2 separate regions of the Homo sapiens genome follow, and region 1 is linked to region 2. The links are chromatin loops, found by intact Hi-C in ENCODE. Cell type or tissue: endothelial cell of umbilical vein. All regions are shown on one strand. Links, peaks and the distances in the headings refer to the core of each region. The heading gives the core; the rest is flanking DNA. Region 1 overlaps UCK2 (uridine-cytidine kinase 2). Region 2 has its middle 21 kb from the start of ALDH9A1.

Region 1 (9,928 bases), core at 931-8,930, 150 kb before region 2:
AATCAGAAGTTCCAGAGGCTCAGGTTTGCATGTCTGCAGGGGGCAGGGGCAGTTTTAGAGACTTGAGTTTCCAACCTGTGGGATTTGACACTATCTCCAGGTAAATAGTGTAGCAAGTAAATTGGAGGACACTCAACTGGTGTCTGTGCCTTGCTGTGTGAGGAAATCCCCCCTCTCTCACCACAATCGGTCACAGAAGTCTTCCGTGTTAACTGTTGTGGTGTGAGAGTAAAGGAAAAATGTGGTTTCAGAGAGTTTCCCTACATAGTCCTTTAAAGTCAGGCTGGGCAGGGCACACAGGACCTGGCTTGATTCCTGACTCTAACATACCAGTGATATCTCGGGCAACTCAACCTCTTAGAACACTGGCATCCTTGTTTTAAACTGCAGGTAACCATACCTGTTCCACAAATGGGCCATAAGTGTTAATAAGCTACATGCCTAAGATAGTGGCTAGCACAAACTATATGTTCAATAAAAATTATTCTCTTCTTTAAGATCCACCAAATTTTCATTTAGACAAATCTTTCCAGGAAAGTCCATTAGGAAGCTTTTTTTTTTTTTTTTTGGTAACTCAGTTGAAAACTTCATCAATTCATGCCCATTAGTTTTATTTTCTTCACGTCTATAAAACGGCACAAAACTACATTATCATACTATTAAACCACACTACACAATGAAAACAACACACTAGTGTTCATACATTATGTACCAGGAAAGAAAAAGCATCCATTTCCTTAAGAGTTAGTGTTCCTGCCACAGCCACCTAAGAAAACACCAGGGCAAAGGACAGCACCCTCTTCTAGAATGCCCAAGCAACTGCAATGCCTTTCATGTCCTCGGTAAAACAAATCTTCCATTTTAACAACCTATAGATGGAAGAAAAGGAATTCTTACGTTAAAAAAAAAATCTTCCTGTTTTATGGCAGAGGCACCTGATAGCCATAACTGAAGCATATCCTAAGAATGAGAAGAGTGTTGGTTTGGAGTTCCAGGCTAAGAAATCTGAGAGTGGCCAACCTGGAGATTCAGTCTTTGTCTATTAAAGACATCCAAATCCCTGCCCTATCCCTTTTAACGCAGGGGATGGAGACCTTTGTTTTGGGAGGCTGCCAGGGGGAGGATGCTAAATGAAAATGCTATATGAGCTACATGTTTTTTACAAAAGGTAGCAGCATGCTTCCTGCCAAGCCCGCTGCCACTGGACGGCTCTGTACGTGAGTCCCCCAAATAAACCCTATGTCTCATTTGATACCTCCGGGTCTTTTCTTCAGTCTCTCAAACATGGTGTCATCCCTATTGGAGTCAACAGGGGTCTAGCATAACATCTATAAACAATCAAATCACAAAGCATTCCCTCAAGAAGCAGGCTGGGTGGCCCAGGAAATGGCCCAGGTGATTGTGGAGCCCAGAGAATCAGTGCTTATGAGGGCAGCATCAAGTTCCCATCTACCCCTGTCTCTTTTGTTTTTAAAATAAAAGTAGTAGAGAAGTAAATTCATAAAATAGAAGGTTGTCCTCAGAGGATGGGATGCATGAAATTAAGGTTATGGAGGACTGCAATTACTGGTAATGATAAGGTCTAAGGTAGAGGGAGACAATGGCTAAAGTCATTACCTATGTTTACACTGAAATTGCCAAGAACTAAAGGAAGCAGTGATACTGGAAAGAAAGAGACAATAAGGTAGGAGATAAAATCACAGAGAAATAGCTCAGGAGTAGTGAGTGGCTCTGGTGATGTGAGATCCAAAGCTGGTGTTTTAGGCAGGAGGGAGGGAGGGAGAATGGTTTGAAAGAAATAGGAAGTAAGAAGGAAGCACCACCCCCCACGTCTCGGCACTAAGGCCCAAAGATAAGCAGCATGTGGGAAAAGCTTCTCCTGAGGCTTGGCAGGAAAAACAGGGAAATCAGGAAAGAGCAAGTTTTTGACAGAAAAGGTAAAGGACACTCAAAAGAAAGGGTTGAGAATATGGAGGTTTTACTGATGATGAACTACGACAGCCCAACGGGAGAAAGGGTTTTCACACTGCAAGAAGTGAAAAAAGAGAAGGTCAGGAAGATATAAAGAATCACACAGAAATGGGAAGCTTCACTTTTTCTCATTATTAAAAAATGAACGTAATAATCTTTTTCTAAAAAGTACAAGTAGGTAAAACAAAGACAGAAATGATTGGCTAAGTCCTACTGCTAGAAATAAATGTAGCTACCATTTTGGCAAGCATTTTTCCGTGTTTATATGCATGCATGGTAGCTTGTGTCCAAGACGGTGGCCATCAGTTTCTTCCCTCCCTATGTGGGCAAGATATTCCTCCAGTGAGGGGTGAAGTCTATTCAATCAATTGCATACTGACTTCTTTTAAGATAACTACATTTTATTGTATCTCGCTATTCTCTATCTCAGAATTCTATAATCTGTCCCTTCTTCATTATTAAATTGTGGCAACCTAAAACCAGACATGAAATTCTGGGGGTTTTTTTGGTTTTCTTTTCTGTTCGTTGGTTTGTTTTTCGGTAGTTCCTACCCTGGTCTTTCTACTTACTTTACTTTTTATAATTAACATTGCGCTGAATAAATATCTTACTCCACTTGATCTCGACTGCCCTTTTCAAGGTAGTTGCTTTTTGCATCTCCAACGTGATGCAAAATTCACAGGGTACAAAATAGTATAAGGCACAAAGCCTGTCTCCTTCCTACTCTATCTCCCAGCCGGATTGCTGATCACTTCTCTGGCAGCTACTGTTTTCAGTTTCGTGTACATCCCTTCAGAGGCAGTCCCTACATATAAAACCATGTGTGAATGATTTTTTTCAAACACAGACACTAATACACGCTGTCTGCACCTTCGTTCACTTATATATCTCAAAGATTATACTGTCAATACTTTTAAGACTGCCTCCTTTTTAAGGGCTTCAAGGTATTCCACTATATGAAGGAACTGCAGCTAGTCCTCCATTGACAGACATAAATTATGTCTCAACTTTTTCTAAAATGAACTTAATGTATGGATATACATATATATTTGTAGAATAGATTTCCAGTAGTGGATTTGCTAGGGCAAAGAATCTGCATTTTTTAAAATTTCCATATATATGCCCAGCTAGCCCCCACCATCAACAATTTATATATAATGTACTATTTCCCCCTCACTCTTAATGATATTTAACCTTTGGTCTGTTTAATTTGCTGTCCTATTTTAAGTGAGGGTAAACATCTTTTATATGCCTAAAAGACGGCCAGGCATGGTGGCTCACACCTGTAATCCCAGCACTTTGAGAGGCCAAGGCGGGCAGATCACTTGACATCAGGAGTTCAAGACCAGCCTGGCCAACATGGCAAAACCCCGTCTCTACTAAAAATACAAAAATTAGCTGGGCATAGTGGCACACACCTATGATCCCAGCTACTTCGGAGGCTGAGGCAGGAGAATCGCTTGAACCTGGAAGGTGGTGTTTGCAGTGAGCTGAGATTGCACCACTGTACTCCAGCCTGTGTGACAAGAGCAAGACCCTGTCTCAAAGAAATAAAAATAAAAAATAAGTAAACTGGCTAGAGCAGCCGGCAAAAAGAGAAAAAAAAAAAAGACTATGTATATGCCTAAAAGGCTTCTGTTCTTCTGGAACTGGTTTGTTGATATCCTGTCCTCACTTCTCTGTTGATTTATTGGTCTTTTATTTCTTATTGATTTATAAAAGCTCTTTATATATTAAGGAAACTGGCCATTTCTCATTTGCCTCACAAATTCTTTCTAGTTAACTGTCTTTTTAAGTAGTGTTTTGCAAAGAAATTCTTTATTGATGCAGTTAAACTGATTAACCTAAACTGATTTTATCATGTTATATTCAGAAACAATTTCCTCAACCAAAGATTTTTTTTTTTAACTTCCCTCTGTTATCTTCTCAACTTCATGTCTTCCTTACTCCTCGGTAGCTCACTTGTCCTTTCTTTGCCTTCAGCTCCCAAGATCCCAACCACATCAAAGGCAGACCACAAGAGGGCACCAATCCAGCAGCTCCTTGAACCCTGAAAAGGCAGGCCAGGCTGACACCCAGAGACCACAGAGGGCAAATAACCGAAGAGGAAATGAGATCTAACAGAGTGGGTTGTAAGGGACTTCCTGTGCATATACAGAGCGTTACAAAAGACCTGCAGCTGTGTCCCTGTGGAGTTCACCAGGAAAGAGACACAGGACCTGCTTTCAACCCTCTAGCCCACAGCTGCACACATGCTAAGGGATCAGGCCTGTGGCACAATTGGAAAAGCATGAAGCAGCAGCAAGTCTGGAGTACAACCCAGATGAAAGCCATTTGTTAAACTATTTTTCTTTAAAACACGAGGTATATTTTCCCACCTTGTGCAGGGTATCCTGTTAAGAGTATGAAATCCTGTTTTTTTCCATACCATGAGAAATGGGTACAATAAGCAAACGCACACGCACACACAAAAAATTCACTCCCCCTACACAAAAAGAAACCATACTAAACACTAACAGGGGCCAGGCGAGGTGGCTCACCCCTGTAATCCCAGCACTTTGGGAGGGGCAACGCTGGCAGATCACTTGAGGTCAGGAGGTCAAGACCAGCCTGGCCAACATGGTGAAACTCCTCTACTAAAAATACAAAAATTAGCCAAGCATGGTGGCACATGCCTGTAATCCCAGCTACTTGGGAGGCTGAGGCAGGAGAATGGCTTGAACCTGGACGGCGGAGGTTGCAATGAGCCAAGATCGTGCCACTGCACCCCAGCCGGGGCAACAGAGCAAAACTCCTTCTCGAAAAAAAAGACTAACAAGGAATTTTTGTCCAATGAAGCCTTCTGTAAAATAATAACACATATATAACTGAAGACTGGATAGTAAGCAGCATAATAAATACATGTTTCTAATCCTACCTTGATAACCTCCTTCCACGTCACTTGAAATGGTTCCTACAGATTTCTAGGAAACAGTACACAGAAAGTTCCCTCAGGGAAGCTCCCTGTAGTGTGCTGTCTACCCATAATGGAGCAAGAGGCTTGAATCTCTTCCTCCTACATATTAAAGCAGAACCCTGTAGCCAGACACTGAGGCTCAAAAACTCCTGTGAGCAGAAGTATCTTCATTCACATATTAAAATTGTCATCCAGCAAATGGTACTGGGAAAACTGGACATTCAAATGAGAACCCTGTAGCCAGACACTGAGGCTCAAAAACTCCTGTGAGCAGAAGTATCTTCATTCACATATTAAAATTGTCATCCAGCAAATGGTACTGGGAAAACTGGACATTCAAATGAGAACCCTGTAGCCAGACACTGAGGCTCAAAAACTCCTGTGAGCAAAAGTATCTTCATTCACATATTAAAATTATCGTCCAGCTAATGGTATTGGGAAAACTGGACATTCATATGCAAAAAAAAAAAAAAAAAAATGAAGTTAGACCTTTCCTTACTTTACACCATACAAAAAAAGAAACAAACAACAACAACAAAAGAAACCACCACCTCAAAACAGATCAAATACCTAAACTTAAGGGCTAAAACTGTAAGTCTTAGGAGAAAATATAAAAATAAAGCACTTTGACATTGGATTTGGCAATGATTTCTTACATGTAATACTGAAAGCACAGGCAACAAAAGAAAAAAATAAGTAAGATGGACTTCATCAAAATTTAAAACTTTTGCCAGGCACAGTGGCTCAACCTATTAATATAATTAATATAATTCCTGTGCTTTGGGAAGATTGCTTGAGGCTGAGAGCTCAAGAATAGCCTGGGCAACACTGCAAGACGTCCACAAAAAAGTTTTTAAAAATTAGCTGGTGGTGGCTCACGCCTATAATCCCAGCACTTTGGAAGGCTGAAGCAGAGGATCGCTTGAGCCTGCAGTGAGCTATGATCACGACACACTGCACTCCAGCGTGAGTGACAGAGCAAGACCCCCATCTCTTTAAAAAAAAAAAAAAAAAAAAAAAGGCCCATGATGAGATTCTCTTTCATACCCATTAGGATGGCAATTTTTTTTTTAAGAAAGAAACTAGAAAGAACAAATGTTAGCAAGCATGCGAGGAAAAGGAATTCTTGTGCACTGCTGGCAGGAATGTGAACTTGTATAGCCACTGTAGAAAACAGTATAGGAACTCCTCAAAAAACTAAATATAGAATTACCGTATGACCCAGCAATACCATTTGTGGGGATGTACCCAAAAGAACTTAAAGTTGAAACTCAAGTAGATACAGGCATACTTCATTTTATTGTGCTTCACAGATACTACGTTTTTTTTACAAATTGAAGGTTTGTGGCAACACTGTGTGAAGCAAGTCTTGTTAATACCATTTTTCCAATAGCATGTGTTCACTTTGTATCTCTGTGTCACATGTTGGTAATTCTCACAATATCTCAAACATTTTCATTATTTTATTATATGTTATGGTGATCTGTGATCAGTGATCTTTGACATTACTATTGTAATTATTTCGGGGTGCCACCAACCACGCCCATATAAAATGGCAAATTGAATCCATTAATGTACATGTTCTGACTGTTCCACTGACTGGGGCATTCCACTGTCTCTCTCCCTCTTCTTGGGCCTCCCTATGATTTCCTGCGACAGAACAATATTGAAGTTAGGCCAATTAATACCCTACAATGGCCTCTAAGTGTTCAAGTAAAAGAGTCACATGTCTCTAACTGTAGATCAATGGATAGAAATAATTAAGCTTAGTGAGGAAGGCATGTCGAAAGCCAAGACAGGTCAAAAGCTAGGCCTCTTATGCCAAGGAGTCAGCCAAGATGTGAATGCAAAGGAAAAGTTCATGACGGCAATTAAAAGTACCACTCCAGTGAACACATGAATGATAAGAAAGCAAAACAGCCTTATTACTGATACGAAGAAAGTTTGGTCTGGATAGAATATCAAACCAGCCATAACATTCCCTTGAACCAAAGCCTAATCCAGAGCAAGGCCCTAACTCTCTTCAATCCTATGAAGGCTGAGAAAGATGAGGAAGCCACACAAGAAAAGTTTGAAGCTAACAGAGGCTGGATCATGAGGCTTAAGTTAAGAAACCATATCCCTAACATATTGTGCTAGATGAAGCGGCAAGTGCTGATGTAGAAGCTGTAGCAAGTTATCCAGAAGATCTAGCTAAAATAACTGATGAAGGTAGCTACACTAAAGATTTTTTCAATGTAGAAAAAACAGCCTTCTATTAAAATAGTATGCCATCTAAGACTTTCGCAGCTAGAGAAGTCAATGCCTGACTTCAAAGCTTCAAAGGACAGGATGACTCTCTTGTTAGAGGCTAATGCAACTGGTGACTTTAAATTGAAGTCAATGCTCATTTACCATTCCAAAAATCCTAAGGCCCTTGTATGCTCCATCTACTCTGCCTGTGCTCTGTAAATGGAACAACAAAGCCAGTATGGCAGCATATCTCATTACAGCATGATTTACTGAATATTTGAATCCCACTGTTGAGACCTATTGCTCATAAAAAAAGATTCCTTTCAAAATATTACTGCTCATCAGCAATGCACCTAGTCACCCAAGAGCTCTGATGGAGATGTACAAGGAGATTAATGTTATTCTCATGCCTGCCTACACAACATCCCTTCTGCAGCCCATGGATCAGAGTGATTTTGACTTTCAAGTTATTATTTAAGAAATACATTTCGTAAGGCTACAGCTGCCATAGTGATGCTTCTGGTGGATCCGGGCAAAGTAAACTGAAAACCTTCTAGAAAGGATTCACCATTCTAGATGCCATTAACAACATTTGTGATTCATTGGAGGAGGTGAAAATATCAACATTAACAAGAGTTTGGAAGAAGTAGATTCCAAGCCTCATGCATGATGTTGAGGGGTTCAAGACTTCAGTGGAGTAAGTCACTGCAGATGTAGTGGAAACAGCAAGAGAACTAGAATTAGAAGTGGAACCTGAAGATGTGACTGAATTGTTGCAATCTCATAATAAAATGTGAACAAATAAGGAGTTTCTTATGATGAACAAGTTTCTTCTTACGAAAGTAGTTTCTTGAGATGGAATCTAATGCTGAAAATGCTGTGGGCATTGTTGAAATGCTAACAAAGGATTTAGAATATTCCATAAGCTTAGTTGATAAAGCAGTGGCAAGGTTTAAGAGGACTGACTTTAATTTTTTTTAAATTTTTTATTTTTTGATTGCTGGGTCGAAAGGTAAAATTGACTCCCACTTTGAAAGAAGTTTGACTATGGGCAAAATGCCATCAAACAGCATCACATAAAACAGAGAAATCTTTCATGAAGGAAAGAGTCAATCAACGTGGCAAACTTCATTGTTGACTTTAAGAAATTGCAATAGCCACCCTAGCCTTCCGGCATCACTATCGAGGCAAGACACTCCACCAGCAAAAAGATTACAACTTGCTGAAGGCTCAGATGACCATTAGCAATAAAGCATTTTAAACTTAAGGTATCTACGATTTTTAGTAATAAAGCATTTTAAAATTAAGGTCTCTGCAATTTTTTTAGACATAATGCTACTGCATATTCAATTGACTATAGTATAGTGTAAACATAACTTTTACGTGCACTGGAAAAGAAACAAAAAATTGTGTGACACTTTACTATGATATTCACTTTATTGCCGTGGTCTGCAACTGAAACCACAATATCTCCGAGGTATGTGTATATTTGTACACTCATGTTCATAACAGCATTATTCACAACAGTCAAAAGGTGAAAGTAACCCAGTGCCTATTGATGAATAAATTGATATATACATACAATGATACGTAGCCTTAAAAAGACAATTCTGACATACAATACAGTACGATGAGTCTTGAGGAATTATATTAAGTAAAATCAGCCAATCACAAAAAGGCAAATGCTGTGTGATTCCACTTAACTAAAGTACCTAGAATAGTCCAATTCTGAGTCAGAAAGTAGAATGGTGGTTGCCAGGGCCTGGGGATGAGGAAGAATTATTATTTAACAGATACAGAGTTTAAGTTAGAGAAGATGAAACAGCTTGGGAAATAAATGGTGGTGACGGTTGTATAACAACATGAGCATGTCACAGAACTGTAAACTTGAAAATAAATTTTACGTTATGTATATTTTGCCAGAATAATAAAATTATCTATTTATATTATTATTCCTCTCACTGCCACTAAACTGAATATATCAAGGGCAGGGATCTTATGTTATCAATCTGTGAACACTTATTCCAGTGCCAAGCCCTCAATAAAAGTACAATGAACCTAAGTTACATTTTTCAGGTAGAGTCTCTAAAACCAAGATGTCCTCCAGGTTCAAAGTGGTGAAAAGTAGCATCTGAAACCACAATTGGGCAGGGGAAACGTTGTCCTACAGCCATTTTCACAGTTATAGAAACCAATTCACTCTTAACAAATACTTTCAAAAAAAATCAATAGCTTGCATTACTAACTGTCAACTTCAAGCCAGCCTCCTAAGAGGTGTTTACTTCCCGGTATATATGCTAAGAGCACAGCCTATACTCCAGTCTCCCAGTTAACTTCCTCTTCCAGGAAGACTTAAAATACTGCTCCCTGAAAGTACCTTTGCTCCCTGCTCCTCCCCTTCTTCCTCTCCCTATTCCCCGTACTACCTAGCCCACCACTCAGTTTTAGGCAGCCCTTCTTCTGTTTCCAGCCACACAACAAATAACTGGTTTGGGAAAGCGGATCAGATCTTTCTGCTTAGCAGGTGGTAAGCATTGGGTTTGATCTCCTACCTTTTTAGAATCAAAAGAACTGGCCTGAGTTCTGTCACTGTTGATGAAAGCAAAGTCTCATTGTGCGAGTGTTCTTCTGTAATTGGTCGTTACGACTGTGGTTATCCTAGTTAGCTTACCCCAGACCCTGGCTTCCAAGCTCTGTCATCAGAGTGCTTGGCTGGTGATCGGGGCATGTTCATTTCAGACCTCCTTTACTGTCTCCTCAAGGTACCGG
Region 2 (9,928 bases), core at 1,271-9,270:
AATGTGTATGTCATTAGCAATTCATGCATTTAAACATATTTGATGTACTTCAGTCCACTGAAGCTATTTCTCTTATGAATGCTCAAATTGTCCCATTTTTGGCCAGCGAGAGCCTCTTTCATTTGGCTCCTGAGTCTATTTGCATGACCCTCGTTGTCATTGGTAGCATCCTTGCTAAGTGATATAACAAGATGTTCTAAGGCTCATCTTGTGTATTTCCTGCATGACTTGAAAACAACAATTTCTCCAAAGAGGCTTGTTTCATCTTTACTGGAAAATGGCATTTGGAGATTGTGATCAGAGCACTAGGAATGGTGAGACTGGGTTTTTAGGTTTCTAGGCCTTTCTGTGGACTAACATTGGTATTATTTGTTGTTGTTTTAATACAAAATACAACATGAAGTTATACTGATACTCAGGGCTACAGAATTTTTACTTAATTTCTTTGGTCTGTGTCTCGTTTATCAAACCATACTAAGAATTCCAATTTGCAGCAGCCGGCTGATATAATTAGAATATTACATAATTATTCATTAGTACAAGCTAAGAATATACACTCAGAAGTCTCAGATATTAACATAAACATTACCAACAATATAGTTAATGAAAATAGTTCAAGTTTTGTTTTTTGTGGAGTAAAGGACAGGGAGGATTGTGTAAGGTATATCACACTATGAGTTCACAGTCCAAATACTGAGATTTCAAGTTATCTGGAATTATTTCTTTAAGGTTATTGCCAACAGAATACAATTTACATTTGTTTGATTTTGTTTCCAACTTTAGAGATTTCTCTTTAATTTTACTTTATATAGTGTTTTGAGGGGTTTGCACAAAAAAGCATATTTAAGCTACATAGAGATGGGTACCCATTATCACACTTCTCTTATGGGTTTAAGCCCACTCATAAGCCCCATAATGTGTGAAAAGATGGGCAGGTAAAATTCTTACCAGAAACAATTTAATTTTTACCTAATAGTGGGGCTGGCAGGGACACTCTCTGCAGTGACATTGCCCCCTTAACACTTCACACTTGTTGACTAAAGGGAGGAGACCTATTGTGAAGAGAATACCATGTGGGGATGTCACCAACACTGACTCAGATCCTTATCACTGTCCCCTTAATTTTTCTGCAATAGCCTACCAGGTAGTTTCCTTTATTCTAGTTTCCCTGACTCCAGTTCACCCTCCATCTTGCTGTGGGATGATTTTTTTTTTTTTTTTTTTTTTGAGATGGAGTCTTACCCTGTCGCCCAGGCTGGAGTGCAGTGTGGCATTATCTCGACTCACTGCAACCTCCGCCTCCCAGGTTCAAGTGATTCTCCTGCCTCAGCCTCCCGAGTAGCTGGGATTACAGGCATGCACCACCACGCCTGGCTAATTTTTGTATTTTAGTACATACAGGGTTTCACCATGTTGGCCAGGCTGGTCTCAAACTCCTGACCACAGGTGATCCACCTGCCTCGGCCTTCCAAATTGCTGGGATTACAGGCGTGAGCCACTGCGCCCGGCCTGGCAATGATCTTCGTAAAATATAATATAAATCTGAAGCCGGGCACAGTGGCTCACGCCTGTAATCCCAGCACTTTGGGAGGCTGAGGCAGGTGGATCACTGGAGGTCAGGGGTTCAAGACAAGCCTGGCCAACATAGTGAAACCCCATCTCTACCAAAAATACAAAAAATAAGCTCGGCGTGGTGGCACATGCCTGTGATCCCAGCTACTAGAGAGGCTGAGGCAGGAGAATCACCTGAACCCGGGCAGCAGAGGTTGCAGTGAGCCGAAATCATGCCATTGCACTCCAGCCTGGGCAACAAGAGCGAAACTCCATCTCAAAAATAAAAAAAAAATAATAATAAATCTGATTGTGTTGCTCCTCAAAGGAAAGTTGTTCAATGGCTCCCAGTAGCTTTTAAGTAAATTTAAACTAGTTAGCACACAAAACCATCCCAACCTGGATCTCCAGCCTTTTCTTATCTCTATATCCCACCATATCTTTTTTTTTTTTTTTTTTTTTTGAGACAGAGTCTTGCTCTGTCGCTCAGGCTGGAGTACAGTGGCGTGATTTCGGCTCACTGCAACCTCCGCCTCCTTGGTTCAAGTGATTCTCCTGCCTCAGCCTCCCGAGTAGCTGAGACTACAGGTGCCCACCACCACGCGCAGCTAATTTTTGTATTTTTAGTAGAGACGGGGTTTCATCATGATGGCCAGGATGGTCTCGATCTCCTGACCTCATGATCTGCCTGCCTCAGCCTCCCAAAGTTCTGGGATTACAGGTGTAAGCCACCACGCCCACCTACCCCACTATATCTTGTCCTCTAGCTAAGCAGATTTCTTAAACAAATTCTGCATTTTTCATGTTCTTTTTTATTTTTATTAAGCTAGAGATGAGGTCTCACTATGTTGCCCAGGTTGGTCTTGAACTCCTGGGCTGAAGTGATCCTCCCACCTCAGCCTCCCAAAGTGCTAGGATTACAGGCATGAGCTACAGTGCTCAGCCTTTCATGTTCTTTTTGGACTTTACTACCTTTGTTTTCTCGGCCTAGAATGTTCTTTGTCTTATTTGCCTGATTTTTCTTCTCTTACTTTTCCTACTTAGCATCACCTTTTACATGGTTGAGTTAGATTTCTCTTTCCTGTATTTCTGTTAGAGCCTTTCTTATATGAGTCATTCATTTAAAAATGGACAATTAACTTTCTAAGCTTCAATAGCCTCGTCTGGAAAATGGAGTTAATAACTCAGTCAAAGCTCCCTTATCTGATTTCCACTTACCTGAGTCTTCAGATGGATCCTCCCAGTTCCCTGTGAAAAGCTTGATGACCAGCATCCACATCACGCTGAATGCTCTCAACCATGCTTGTGCACAACTCTTGCCAGTCAATTGTGTAACATAATTTATCTTACTTGTTATTGTAATTAAATGCATGGACTAAATATGTTAAATTATGAAATATGAATACAAAAGAAGGATTACTTCTGTGAAAATTAAACTGAATGACTTGGAATAACAATAAAAAAAGTTGCTAAAAATAATTGCTGTTGGTGAAATAACAAAGACTAAAAAAGTAACAAAAAATTTAGAAAGATTCAGCATTATTTCTTAGTGTTTTAATTCATGCTCCACTTTAAAGAAACCAAAACTGGAAATCAGAGGTGATGGGTTTGGTTTATGCAGAAAAAAAAACGGTATTGCAATCAGTAGACTCATACTCAAGGAAAAGGCCTTGGCCCTACATAAAAAGTGAACAAGTATATATTTGTATGTTTTAAGTTAAACATGTCTAAAGTATGTATATATGTATTTTTTCATAACTGTAATTAAATTTTTAGATTAACCTATAAATTACTGGTTCTAGTCATATCAGATAAATAGGTTTTTACCTCATAGTGTTCTTGATGGATTCTGTAAAGCAATTGATACTATGCCTGGCATATTAAAGGCATTTGTTTTTCAAACACAGGAATCCTATGAGGGAGATAGGGTATCTTTTTATTATTTCCATTTTACAGGTGACAAATCATGATTTATCCAAGATCCTACACGAGTAAGTAACAGAACCAGGAAGAACCCAGATCCTTAGTTTTCAGGGTCCACGCTCTTTCTACTGCAGCACCCAGTAGGGCTGTCTCCATTGGGGCTACAATATAAAACTGCTTAACTTGAATCCCATCTGGACCTGTTACCCTACATGCAAAAGATCTTCAAAATGTCTTTACATAAGACAAGTTGGGGTCTTCAGAGTATCATTTAGATGATTATCACTGTCTCTATTCCATTTTTTTACAAAGCTTTCCCACATTACTCTCATTGTCTAAATAGTATATTTTAACAAGACTTTTTGAATATTAGAAGAAATTTAAAAATTATTCCACCATCACCAGATGAGTGAGGAAGAGGATAAACCTAAGTCTACTTAAGCCTACTAAGAGATGATATTTCAAGTTTCAAATGGCCTTCTGCAGTTGGAGGCTAAGCACATTTTAAAACCCAGAAACTTATATTTGGCTCCAGAATTCATCTGGCTGCTCAGGAATCCTTCAATATAATTTTTTTTCTTTCCTTTTTTTTTTTTTTTTTTTGAGACGGAGTCTTGCTCTGTCACCCAGGCTGGAGTGCAGTGGCGCGATCTCGGCTCACTGCAAGCTCCGCCTCCTAGGTTCATGCCATTCTCCTGCCTCAGCCTCCTGAGTAGCTGGGACTACAGGCGCCTGCCACAAAACCCGGCTAATTTTTTGTATTTTTAGTAGAGACAGGGTTTCACCGTGTTAGCCAGGATGGTCTTGATCTCCTGACCTCGTGATCCGCCTGCTTTGGCCTCCCAATGTGCTGAGATTACAGGCGTTAGCCACCGCGCCCAGCCAATATAATTTTTGTTAATACAAAAGTGATTTTGGGGTTTATAGCTATTTCAGCCATTTGCTGAACAGTCAATTGGATCTTAAACAGAGGTCATACATATCAAGAAAGTAGAAAAAGTCTGAAAGCTTGATCTGGTGACAGATTTTTCCATTCTAGAGAACATTTTACATTTTTAATCAAACTGGGGCAATACTTTAGTGCAGTGGTCTTCAAACTTTTTTGACCACAACCCCACAGTAAGAAACACATTTTTATTATTGCATCCCAGTTATAGAAGTCCCATGAAACAATACCTCTTTTATGCACTTTGGTATTTTATTTCATTCTTCGAAAAATGTGGTCATAATCCATTAATTTTACCACTGACTAATGGGTTGCATCAGGCAGCAAGCCATTGGAAAAAAATAAATAAAGTTCTCTCTGGAACTTGAAGAATAAGGAAATTTGAGTGAAGTCAAGTTTGGAACACTAAAGACCACTTTAAATTAGATGTGGTGGACTTATCTAAGATTTTGACTATATTATAGCAATGAATAACTCGGTGAAAATAATCAAGAACAACCAATTTTCCAGAAAGACATTAGCCAAGAGTGTGACTTCTTTTCTCAGATATACTTTCTGGAGGATCAGAAAGGGCAAGAACCTGACATTTGTATCATGCTATAATTGCATACATTCGTTCACCCATTTACCAAGCACATTTAAAGCACGACCTCTGTGCAAGACCCTGTGCTACGGGCATTGTGGACACAAAGGTGAGTTGAGTAGAAATCTGCTCAGAAATCTTACAACTGGTAGCTACTGTAAGCGTCAGTTTCCTTGTCTAAAAAAAGAGGACAATAATTCCTGCAATGGCCTGCATACTCATAAAATTGTTACAAAAATGAAATGAGAATAATATATGTAAAGTTCCTTTGTAAATTATAAGGGAACATTACTAAAAGCAGTTGAATAGTGAAGTGTTCAAAAAATTTAGATTCATATTGTTTCTATATACACTAAGAAATCATTTGACAATTTGTTTTTCTCTTTTCCCCTGTAATCATTAATTTATAATGACTCTAGATTGGAGTTAGATTATTTTTCTTAAGATTATTTTCATTTGTCTGAAAGCTTTAACTTTATCAAGTAAAATCTTGCTGATTAAGCACTAGACTTGTGGATGAACACATTTCATTTTCCTCTAGTCTTGGCTGTGCTTCATGTTCACTGGATAATTTAAGGTGATCCCACTGGATAATTTAAGGTGATCCTGGCACTTCAGCCTGGGTGACAGAGCAAAACTCTGTCTCAAAAAGAAAAAAAAAAACTGTGGGGTGGGGGGGAATGACTTTTGGATAATATAAAAATACTAAATAATATGCACAATGATTTAGAGAGGCCATTCGAGATAGAAGTGGGCTGCCCAAAAGGGTGATTAAGCCCTTAGTTCCTTTGGCTTGTTGGCTTCTCTTAGTCCATGTTTTGCTTTTTGCTGCCACCTGGTTCAGGGATAGTTCTTTCTATCACTACCAAGTACTCAGCCTGAAGTTGTGGGGCACGAAAAAAAGCAAGTTGGTGATAACGATTTCAAAAAGGCAATTTAAATATGTTTACCTCATTCTTGAAGTTCCTTCTTTGTTGTTGAATGGGTTTGCTTTTTCTAGTTTTCCTTCATCTTTTCTGCAACTCAACTCACTGCTTATATGTGCATGCCACCTAGTGACAAAAATTGGCCCTGCCTGCTTTTTAGGGAGATGAAGTGTTTTGTATCCACTGTTTAGGGGAAGGGAGACAGGTAGAGTAGATTACACACTGAGGAAACTTTAGAATGGGTCCCCTGGGCTAAGTGCGGTAGCTCACACCTATAATCCTAGAACTTTGGGAGGCTGAGGTGGGCAGATTGCTTGAGCCCAGGAGTTTGAGACCAGCCTGGGCAATATGGTGAAACCCCGTCTCTATAAAAAAATACAACAATTAGCCGGGTATGGTGGTAGGTGCCTATAGTTCCACCTACTCAGGAGGCTGAGGTGGGAGGATCACCTGAGCCCAGGGAGGTCGAGGCTGCAGTGAGCCAAGACCACGCCACTACACTCCAGCCTGGTAGACAGAATGAGAACCTGTCTCAAAAATAAATAAATAAGAATGGGTCCTCTAATGGGGCCAACGAGAGGCTCCCTGTGGTTGAACATGAAGACATAGACCTGGTAAATGCACAGCAAGTATTATTACATTTTTTTATTCCTGGACTCTCCTGCCACTCCTCAAGCTTCTCAATAAACTTCCATGTAAAAACAAAACAACAAAAAACAATAAAAGGCTTTGTTTCCCCCTCGACAAGGTGAGAAATCTTAAAAATAGGAGAGAAAGAGAGCAGGTAGATCTGGGAGGGTCTCTCTGGCATGCCTTTTGACCCCCTTGTCCCTCTTCTCCTGGGACCATTGTCTTTCTTATCGCATGTCTCCAGTCTGCCGAGGCCTTCCTCCATCCTGGCTCACCTTTGCTCTGTATTTAATTTTCAATGTGTCCTCTGCAGCCCCTGTTCTTTGCTGAGACTTTGCTAGATTCTCAATTTTATCATAGAATACTCCTACCACTTGAACTAAAAACCTAACTTTCTTATGAGGGAAATGTCAATGTAATTACACAAATATATCTGATAATCCATGATAATTCACAACCCTTTTGAGCAGACGCTGCTGTTTCTCTTCTCTTGTCTGAGGACCAAGAGGCAGGGTCGATGTGCTCCTAGCTACCCACTGCCTCATCCTCTTTTTCAAAAAGCCTTTTTTTGGCTGGGTGCGGTGGCTCATGCCTATAATCTCAGCACTTTGAGAAGCCAAGGCGGGTAGATCACCTGAGGTCAGGAGTTTGAGACTAGCCTGGCCAACATGGCGAAACCCTATCTCTACTAAAAATATAAAAATCAGCTGGGTGTGGTGGCGTGCGCCTGTAATCCCAGCTACTTGGGAGGCTGAGACAGGAGAATCGCTTGAACCCAGGAGGCGGAGGTTGCAGTGAGCTGAGATTGCACCACTGCACTCCAGCCTGAGCAACAGAGTGAGACTCTGTCACAAAAAAAAGAAAAAAGAAAAAAAAGGGCCTTTTTTCTTTTCAGGCTCACATGTTCAATCCACAAAGTTCTGTCTTTCTTATTAAAAATAACAATTGTAAAAAAGCAATATACACATTTGGTACAAATACAAATATCTGTGAAGGTATAAAATGAAAAGCAAAAATCTGTGCCTCTCTTCCCTATGCCGTCCTCATGCACCTTCCCTTACTTCAGATTCCAAAAGGTAACCATTGTCAATATTTGGTTATCTGTGATGGTCAACTTTGTGTCAACTTGGCTAGGCTATGGGACCTAGTTATTTGGTCAAACACCAGCCCAGATGTTGCTGTGCTGTTATTTTTTAGATGTGATAAACACTTAACAATCAGTAGACTTTGAGTAACACATATTACATTCCATAACATGTATAGGCCTCATCCAATCAACTGAAGGCCTCACAAGCAAAGACTGAGGTCTCCTAAAGAAGAAGAAATTCTCAAGGTTGCAATGTAGAAACCGTAACTTAGTTTCCAAATTGCTGCCCTGTGGAATTCAACTCAAGACTGCAACTTAACTCTTATCCTGAATCTCCAGCCTGCTAGCCTGCCCTACTAATTTCAGACTTGCCAGCCCCCACAGTCACATGAGCCAGATCCTTAAAATCTCTCTCCCTGTCTTTTTATCCTATTATTTCTTTTTCTCTGGAGAACTCTGACTGATACAGTGCTTGTATTAATGATGGAGATGGACCTCTGTCTCGCCAAATCCATTCTTCACTCTCATAGTTAGTTTCCCTTGCAGTTCATTGTGGTCATTCAACTAAGTTCTCTCCACTTGCATGGGAAAAGAAGTGATGTGAACCACTTCATGCCTTACCAGTGAAGACTTCTTGCTGTTTTCTTCTCTGGATGACTGGGAGGTTCATGCTGAGAGTGTCCTTGGAAACCATGTGTTGAAGATGGCATCCTGAGTCCTTCAGTTACCATGTGGAGCTGAGTCACCTCTTCTCCAACCCTGCTCCTACAGATTTTGAACATTTTACTTAGATGCCTCTGGACTGTTAGGTAAATTGCAAAAAAATTTATATTGGGTGTAAACTATTACATTTTGGATCTGTTTAATAAACTAGCTTAACATACCCTAATTTAGAAATCCAACACCTAAAACAGAGGGATTGGCTTAGTAGATGCACAGCAGGAGGTTAGGAACTGATATCACTGACTGAAAGACGGAGCCTCTTCCTATGCCATGGCAAAATATTTGGTAAAACTGTTGCTGTGATAACTTGACAGGCAGACACAACTCTTATGGTACTGGTACTTCTAGGGAAGGTAGATGGAATGAGCCAGAATGTAACTGTGAGTTGGCTGCTGCTGGCTGTTTTTGGCTAGGTATGTTCAAAAAAGAGATGAGCTCAGACTAGAATCTACTGGTTTGCAAGTGAAAGAAGGGAATAGAGTCCAGAAGCTTGAGGACTTAAAGATTTCTAAAAGCCAACTGCTTCAATACCGTAATAGCCGAGACAAGACTTGTAGCTCAGAGGACTGTCATTGAGACATTTCAGTCAGACAAAGATCTTCTTTCAATCTTGCCCAATTGTTTCAGATAGTTTCAAGACAACTGACACTAAATTGAGAAAAGAGGGTTTGGGGTAGGGAAGAAAAGAGATAAAATAGGCTTAAGGACTCTGTCTAGAAAAGAATCCTGGCTGTGGCTATTGGCACATGGTACTGAATAGAAGAAGCAAACAGATTAAATGTCTTGTAAGCTTTTGTTTTTTTAAGATGTATTCTTGCTCTGTCACCCAAGCTGGAGTGCAGTGGGGCTATCTCAGCTCACTGCAACGTCCGCCTCCCAGGTTCAAGCCATTCTCCAGCCTCAGCCTCCCAAGTGACTGGGACTACGGGTGCCCGCCACCACACCCGGCTATTTTTTCGTATTTTTAGTAGAGACAGGGTTTTGCCATTTTGGCCAGGCTGGTCTCAAACTCCTGACCTCAGGTGATCCACCCACCTCAGCCTCCCAAAGTGCTGGGATTATAGGCGTGAGCCACCGCACCCAGCCTGTCTTGTAAGCTTTTTTTTTTTGAGACAGAATTTCACTCTGTTGCCCAGGCTGGAGTGCAGTGGCACAGTCTCAGCTCACTGCAATCTCCGCCTCCTGGGTTCAAGCAATTCTCCTGTCTCAGCCTCCCAAGTAGCTGGAATTACAGGCGCCTGCCATCAGGCTCGGCTACTTTTTGTATTTTTAGTGGAGACGGGGTTTCACTATATTGGCCAGGCTGGTCTCAAACTCCTGACCTTGTGATCCACCCACCTCGGCCTTCCAAAGTGCTGGGATTACAGGCGTGAGCCATGGCGCCCAGCCATCTTGTAAGCCTTTGAAGCATAACTATTGCTGGAGAAACCTCAGGAAGCCTGGCCTAAAAAGTTTTTGTTAAAATAAAGCAAGTCTTGTGCTCCCAAACTTGCAGAAATCAGGCTGCAAAAGTTGAATAATCCTTGAAGAAGGCATATTCCTCACCACCTCCTTTAGAA

Evidence for each region. A loop is a pair of places that touch in the nucleus more often than their neighbours do. Peaks named below come from ENCODE experiments on the same cell type or tissue, not always from the same donor. Only the 100,000 strongest peaks of a DNase experiment are listed, where the experiment ranks them.
Region 1: a loop joins it to region 2, with 11 times the contacts of the local background. A loop is called at or near these places in 3 of 110 quality-filtered maps.

The regions. Positions count from the first base shown.
Region 1 is chr1:165,865,679-165,875,606 of GRCh38, reverse strand. The region is part of intron 1 of UCK2 (uridine-cytidine kinase 2); the gene reads right to left. Among named protein-coding and RNA genes, the nearest start is that of MIR3658, 37 kb to the left of the region's middle. In endothelial cell of umbilical vein, for the core only: a CTCF peak has its summit at 4,012 (motif pointing right); a DNase peak (open chromatin) is centred at 4,076; H3K27ac peaks cover 448 bases.
Region 2 is chr1:165,714,214-165,724,141 of GRCh38, reverse strand. No RefSeq gene overlaps it. Among named protein-coding and RNA genes, the nearest start is that of ALDH9A1, 21 kb to the right of the region's middle. RefSeq lists an enhancer at 5,984-6,033 and a silencer at 8,924-9,124. In endothelial cell of umbilical vein, for the core only: a CTCF peak has its summit at 6,064 (motif pointing left); a DNase peak (open chromatin) is centred at 6,031.